Linked DNA regions of Homo sapiens: region 2 is linked to region 1. A link is a loop called in an ENCODE intact Hi-C map of the cell type or tissue named here. Cell type or tissue: heart right ventricle. All regions are shown on one strand. Each heading gives the region's core, and the rest is flanking DNA. Links, peaks and the distances in the headings are about the cores only.

What was found. Hi-C counts contacts between places; a loop is a spot of excess contacts. Peaks named below come from ENCODE experiments on the same cell type or tissue, not always from the same donor. Only the 100,000 strongest peaks of a DNase experiment are listed, where the experiment ranks them.
Region 2: a loop joins it to region 1, with 2.4 times the contacts of the local background. A loop is called at or near these places in 3 of 110 quality-filtered maps.

Annotation. Positions count from the first base shown.
Region 1 is chr11:79,234,869-79,238,797 of GRCh38, reverse strand. All of the region lies in intron 2 of TENM4 (teneurin transmembrane protein 4), which reads left to right. Among named protein-coding and RNA genes, the nearest start is that of TENM4-AS1, 140 kb to the right of the region's middle. In heart right ventricle, for the core only: no CTCF peak of the experiment used is centred there; DNase peaks (open chromatin) are centred at 1,065 and 1,939; H3K27ac peaks cover 1,900 bases.
Region 2 is chr11:79,452,633-79,456,561 of GRCh38, reverse strand. No RefSeq gene overlaps it. Among named protein-coding and RNA genes, the nearest start is that of TENM4, 14 kb to the right of the region's middle. In heart right ventricle, for the core only: no CTCF peak of the experiment used is centred there; no DNase peak of the experiment used is centred there; H3K27me3 peaks cover 1,337 bases.

The DNA of each region.
Region 1 (3,929 bases), core at 455-2,954:
CCACCTCAGCGTCACAAAGTGTTAGATTACAGGTGTGAGCCACTGTGCCTGGCCTGCACCTAATTCTTGAGTCCTGTATTAGTCTGGGTTCTTCAGAAAAACAGAACCAACAGGAGAGAGAGAGAGAGAGAGAAAGAGATTTATTATGAAGGTTTGGCAATTATGAGGGCTTGGAAGACCCATGATCTGCCACCTTCCAGGAGGCCCAGGAAAGCCAGTGGTGTAGTTCTGGCCCAAACCCTAAGGCCTGAGAACCAGGGGAGCCAGTGTAATATGTCCCAGTTTGAGTCAAAAGGCTCGAGAACCAGGAGTTCTCATGTCCAAAGGCAGGAGGAGATGGATCTCCCAGCACAAGCACAGAGCAAATTCACCCTCCCTCTGCCTTTTTGTTCTATTCAGGTCCTCAAGGGATCGGAGTGCTGCCCACACACATTGTTGAGGGGGGTCTCCAATCTCTCCCAGAAACACCCTCACAGACACAACCAGAAATAATGTTTAACCAGATATCTGGGCATTCCTCAGCCCTGTCAACTTGACACATGAAATTAACCCTCACAGGTCCCATCCCCCTGAGTCCCCAAGTCCAGGACAGCTGGACAAGTCAAGGAAGGGCTTCCTTACAGGTAAATAGAGAAATACAATTCAGACAGCACTCCCAAACCGTGAGTGCATATTAATCTGCGGGGACAAATATCATAACATAATTAGTACAGCAGTGCTCCCAGCTTAATTGAAAATGCTGCATATGAGGGGCAGTTAATGAGAAATGCAAGATGTGATGATTCAGAACTGCTGAGATTTAGCAGCTCGGTGGCTGTAGCGAGGAAGTGTTGGGCTTTTTTCCCTTTGCTATTCTCTTTGTACATCTGGACAGGAAGGGGGCTGAAAGGAGTTACTAACAGTGTGTATGGTTAGAGAACTTTGATTATCTGGAAGTCCCTCAGCTATTTGGAATGCAGCAGAGAGCTAGCCAAGCAGGAAACGAAAAAGAGCCTCTGAGCCGACAAAACACATTTCTATTTGGCCGTGCACTGCAGTCTTCAGATTTTTGTGATACGAAATCCTCTCAACCCACACTCACAACTGATTTGTTTGTGCTTACTTTATTTTTTTATTTTTTTGAGACGGAGTCTCGCTCTGTTGCCCAGGCTGGAGTGCAGTGGTACGAACTTGGCTCACTGCAACCTCCACCTCCCAGGTTCAAGTGATTCTCCTGCCTCAGCCTCCCAAGTAGCTGGGATTATAGGTGCCTGCCACCACACCCAGCTAATGTTTGTATTTTTAGTATAGACAGGGTTTTACCATGTTGGCCAGGCTGGTGTCAAACTCCTGAACTCAGGTGATCCGCCTGCCTCGGCCTCCCAATGTGCTGGGATTATAGGCATGAGCCACCATGCCAGGCCCTATGTTTACTTTATACCAGAGTTTAATAAGCCAGGTGATCTGATTTCCCAGGCATTAGCAGAACTGTAGCAGGGCATCAGGGCAGTGGTGGGTGGGGCCTCCGGAGGAGCTTGTCTCTCCACCCTGTCTTAGTCCAGTCATCCAGTTAATACAGGTCTTTAAGGCGCAATGTATGTTTGGGGCATAGGGGAGATAAAGACATAAAAAAATCTCTTCTCTTTAAGGAGCTTACAGTTTTGGGACAGACGGGTGTTGGCTCAGTCAATGTTCTTAGTTTCAGACAACAGAATCTATTCTGTCTAGTTTAAACAGAAAAGGATTTAATACAGGATATTAGATGGCCTGCAAACCTTTCAGGAATGCCAGGGACTCAAGCTTGGCTGCCAGAGAACCAGAGAAGTACCTGGCATGGCATAGGGCTCCTTTAACGGAATCCCCTTTGTCTCACTCCTTGGGACTCAACATTCCGGGAACCAGACAGCAGAGCCTACGCCACAGCTGTCCAGATAAACAAACACCTCCACCACTGTGTGGGTGGGAAGATCCAGTGCACCCGAGCATAGTCACCACCTCCTGTAACAACATCCGCCCTCTACAATCCTGTGGGTGCATTTGCTCCATAGAACTTGGGTCTCGCCGCAAGGGAGTCAGTATATTGTTTCCAGCTGTCTAGGCTCGTGGAAAAGAAAGCACACTGGAAGGAGGTTGAAGTGGGTGTTGAGAAAGCCTGTATTTGGTATCTGCTGCAGATGTGGCCAGATAATGAGAGTCCAGTGAGCCAAGTCCTGCTGTACAGTTGTGTTCTGAGGGTTCGCTCACCATCCGACACAAGCACAACAAAGCGAGCACAAAGTGATACTGGAGTGCTGACAGTCAGGGAGAAGATCACAGCGCGAGAAAGAGAGAGCGCAGAAACTTCAAAAGCATGAAATGATGCTGGGGCCATTTCATTTAGGAGCAAATAACCCTGCAGAAGGTAGTCACAAAGGGCATCAGCGTAATAGAGCAGAGTAAAAAGAATAGCTGTGCGTGATCCTTAGCCATCAAGGAAAGTTTAGATTGCATTCAGGAGACTTCGACTAGAAGGCAGGAATGTCTCAAACAGGCATCCGAAGGATTTCCACAAATAACGAGGTGCATTTTCCCTTTACAATTTGTGCTACAGGACTGAGACGTGGAAATCTGGGGACTCATGTACTCTGTGTTATTATTGATTATATACCTTTTTTCCATACGGTATCAGGTAATGGAGGTTTCATGGCAGCATCAGAGGCCTCTCACTCCCCAAATGAGTACCATATAGGCCAGGGACCGTGAACCCTGAGTATCCTTCCTACAGGAATCAAGTCTCCCGAAAACAGAAATGCAGACACTTTTGGAAGAGGAGCGCATTGTTTACAGGGCAGCAGCGGCTTTCTCCTATGCATTGTATGAATGCACAGAAGGAAGAGCTTGAACCTCAGGCATCAGGGCACGAAAGAATCCATCTAAACAAGCAAAACAAGTTCAGCTAAAAAAAAAAGTCCTCATTCTTACCAGAGTTCAGATAAATCTAGGAAAGCTCAAAGAAAGGAGGGCAAGGGGGCCTGGAGAAGGGAGTGTTCATTATGAGGAAAAGAGTCGTTTCCATAGAGCCACAGACCAGTGATCAGTTTTTGAACCTGAAGAGCTCAAAATACATTTATGCACTTGTATAACTATTTATAGTCATACGTTGATGTATTTATAGCTATGTGGAGGCTGACACTAAGGCCTGTTTTCTTGTCCCCTGGTCCAGCTTTTAGTTCCCATTTCTCTGCCTTCCCAAACCTTCCTGTCTTGAGTTCCATTTGATCAATCATTAACAACAGTCTTGCCAACAATGCTAACGATTATCATTAGTGTTATTACAGAGGTCCTAGGGTCCCTATCTTGAGCACCTCCCCTGTGTCAGGCCGCATGACTAGGGAAGAGAGCAGCAGGAGCTTCATCCGTCCCAGGTCTCAACCCTGCATCTCTCACTTTGTACTCTACAGGGGGGCCACCCTGTCTCTCAGAATTTGACTGGAATGCTTGTCAGGGAGACTTCATTTTTTTTTGGAGACGGAGTCTCACCTTGTCACCCAGGCTGGAGTGCAGTGGCGCGATATCTTGGCTCACTGCAACCTCTGCCTCCCAGGTTCAAGCGATTCTCCTGCCTCAGCCTCCCGAGTAGCTGGGATTACAGGCACACACCACCACGCCTGGCTAATTTTTTGTATTTTTAGTAGAGACGGGGTTTCACCGTGTTAGCCAGGATGGTCTCTATCTCCTGACCTCATGATCCACCCGCCTCAGCCTCCCAAAGTGCTGGGATTGCAGGCATGAGTCACCGCGCCTGGCCAGTCAGGGAGACTTCTGATGGGATTTTTAGTCTTCCCTCTTGGTATTTTAACAAGGCCCTGTGGCTTCACTGAGCCCAATGCCAGATATTTGGTTTCTGGAAAGTTCAATGCTTCAGTAGATATTTTCTTCTTACCTTGCCAGACCCCGCAAGCCAGGTGCCC
Region 2 (3,929 bases), core at 528-3,027, 220 kb before region 1:
TTAAGGCTCTTGCATATTTCAGAATACCCAGAGTTAAAACTCCAGGCATGGTGTGCTCAGAGAAGGCCATAGAAGCAGGTAACAGTGAGGGTCTACCTTTGACTTCAAAGGTGGTGGAAAGTAGTGAGTATCTTGCAGTCAAAGCAGCAGAGAAGGCTAAGTGTGTGAGACATGCCTGGGCTCCTGGGGAGAGTGTGCAGTAGGAGAAATGATTTCTGAGGTTCTGTTTACGCATATTATGCACATAGGGCAGAACGACAGTGTGATGGGTACCATCACTGTTCTTGTGGTCCCATTTGTACCTGGGACAAATTAGGTTCCATATGATGTGGCCAGCATAGAGAGTACAGTCTAGGCACTACTCGAAGTGTGGTCCTGGGACCAGCAGCATCAGCATCACCTGGGAGCTTGTTAGAAATGCAGAATTGCAGCCCCACACCAGAGCTACTGAGCCAGAGCTGCGCTGTATAACAAGATCCCCTGGTGATTTGTGATGACGGTAAGGTTTGAGAAGCTCTGGCCTCGGTATTAGGAGTAACAGCTCTAAAGCAAACTGTGGGTTCTAATCTAAGACCTGCCACATCTTTGTTGTGTGATATTGACCAAGTGATTTAACATTACCACACCTCAATTTGCTCATTTCTAAAATGAAGATAATAATGGTTTTTATTTATAGTGTTGTTGTGATGCTTAATTGAGATAACCTGTGAAGCACAGTAATTGAGGTACAATAAGCGCTTAGTAAATATTAGCTACTATCATCAATTATTACTTTCTGCAATCCAGGACTTCTTATCAAAGCATTTGTAGAAGAGGATTTTCTAGTTCCCTACTGTTGCCTTACCACTTCCCTTAGTAACTCAATGAGCTGTCCACCCCAACACAGTCTGCCAGTAATTATAATATTAAAAACAGCATAGCTGCTATTTATTGACATTCTTCAAATTATTAGAATCTGAAACTACAGATCAAACATCATCCCGGTTACCCTTACAATAACCAGTTAGGCAGATGTTATTATCTATGTTTTAAAGATGATGCCACTCTGCCTCCCGGATTCATCTATAATCCTGTAAACAGTGGAGCCACAGTGCTTCTCAGAGAAAGAGCTCAAGACCCTTGTATGGGTTGAATACCTCTTAAAATACTGGCCTGGAAGAAGAGTTTGAACTTCAGTTACACACAGAGGAAGAAACACACTTCTACCTCTGTTCTTTCCCTAACACCTACTAAAATGACAGAGAAATGATAAGAAAGCAGAAAACTACAAAGGAAAAAAGAACCAATGAGAAGACAATAGCATTTTGGAACTATAAAGCAGATGGACAAGAAATAATTGACAGGCAGACCTGAGAAAGTGAAACCTAAGCTATCAGTGGAAAACATCCAGAAGGGATCTGATTTTCATTGCAGAGCACTAGGAAACCTCAGAAATGGGAAGCCTCAGGCATTTCTGAAAGTAGGGGCCTGGGTGGGGTTGGAAAAAAGGAAAATTGGTTGTTTGTCTTAAGGTTCCCTTCTCCGTTTTGTTTTCCTGAGTGCCTGCACTGTCAACCCCCAAGGAGAGGACTGGAGATTTACTGACTATAGTAAGTGAGCCTGAGAAAGTCTGGACTTCTGGAAAACAGCTCAGCTAAAGGTAGATATACTGTGCTTAAAAAAAGGAACAGGAGAAGTAAATGAAATCTGTATAGAAATGGTGAGACTATCTCCCAATGGTGATAGTCTCAGCTACTCAGGAAACTGAGGAGCGGGGGAATCACTTGAGCTGGGAAGGTAGAGGCTACAGTGAACTGTGACCACAGCACTGCACTCCAGCCTGGGCAACAGAGCAAGACCTCATTTCAAAAACAAAACAAAAAACTAAAACAAGCTTCTGAAAGTTAAAAATATGACAGCAGAAATAAAAATGTCTACAGAAGGATTGGTAGGCAAAGCTGAGAAAATCTCCCAAAAGTAAAACAAAGAGACAAAAATGTAGAAAATAGGAAAGAGAAGATTAAAAAATTAGAAACAGTCTGAGAGGTTCAATATCTTATTCAATATGTGAATAAGATGACTTTGGAACTAGAGAACAAAGAAATTATCAATGAAATAAACAAATTTCTCAGAGTTTCTAGAGTAGAAGAACTCAGCCACAGTTCAGCACATTGGATGAAGGAAGACCCACACCGATCCTCATATAATTTTGAACTCTGGGAAAAGGAGACCATCCTAAAAATTTGCAGAGAGCAGGAAAAATAAAAAGTCCACCCAAAGAGGAGAAAGAGACAAAATTCCGTCAGTTTTAATAAGCAACGCTGAAAGCAAGAGACAATAAAACCATCAGGGTCATTAAAATAATAAAGAATGTACTTTCAATCTAGAATTCTATAACCAGCCAAAGCAGGTCTCAAAAACTTTACCTTCTATACACTTGTTCTCAGCATAAAGAGGAAAAAAACAAAGAGGAAGATACAGGATCCTGGAAACAAAAGGTACAAATACAAGAGAGAGATCCAATAAAATCCCTAGGAATACGGTGGCAAGGGATCTTAAAACAAGAACTATGCAGCAGGACTAGAAAGTAAGGAGCCTATATTGGGAACAGTTTAGACAAAAGGAAATAAAATTTCTATGAGAAAGGGAAGGGGAAGGGAGGAGAGGGGATGGTAAGGGAGGGGAGGGGAGGAGATAGATTGATATACTGCAATGTACTGAGAGAAGATTTATAATTTGATAGTTTGGGGATGAAATAGCAATAGGTACCTAAAACACTAAGCAAATATGAAAGGAAAAGAGGCAATTATTAACTCAAGGGAAAACAAAAATTAAAACAATATAGTACATAATAGTACACTACATGGCTTAGTTGAGAGTAATTTTTCACACATAATAATGACAATACTAACATTAATAAAAATTCTAATGTAAGTGCATTGAAGATATAGGGAAAAGGGAAGTGTCTATAAAGAGGAAAAAGTTAAATGATCATCTTCAATAGTAGGAAGTATACTGATAGTTTCTAACAATTAAAGAATCAAGAATATAGTAGAAGCAGAATATTTAGAAATATGGAAATAAAATTTAGAAGAAACAGCTCAAATAGTTAAAATGGTTGCCTCGGGGGAGAGGGAATATTAGGTGTAGTTGGATGGTGAATTGTAGGTCAGTGGACTCTGTTTTGCATTAAATCCTTGTGTGATATTTAGCTTTTAAAATTATGTTTATGAATAACTTTGACAAAAATAAAGTTGAAAAAGAAGTACTGGCATTTTGGGCCTCCAAGTCTTATGTTGAAGAAAGAGGGCTCTAAGGATAGCAATGGAAGTAGCAGGCAGAACATTACTGGGTCTTCTTGTCTTCCTGAAAAATGAGAGAAAACATAGTAAGAATCATCTAGAGATAGAGAGGCAAGGGAGAGAACACTGACCAAATCAGGAGCTATGAGTTCTAGCCCTGATTCCATCATATGTGATCCTTTCAAACCTCAATTTTCTTATCTATAAAACAGTATTTCTATTCGATCTTCCTCACAATGCTGTTGTGATGATCATGAAAGATAATAGATGTAAAATGCTTTGTAAATTGTAAAGCACTCCACAGATGTAATGGATTATCATTATTCTACCCACGTATAAGATTGGCAGACAGTTTACTATATTATAATTTATACCATCTGGCTTATTTTTGTTTTTTTTAGCAAAACTTTTCTTATAGCAAAAATAGAATGAATTCCTTATGGAAATGTTTAAATACTAAAAAGCAAAAAAAAAAAAGAAACTAAAAATTCATTTTAATCTTATTAAGAAATAACTACTGGTATTATACATTTGGTATATATATAAGATTATTTTCCACTGAAATATATATTATGACTATTTCCCCAAATTACATATTTTTCTACAGCATCATTTATTATTTGTGATGGAAGAAAGGAGCAATAGATA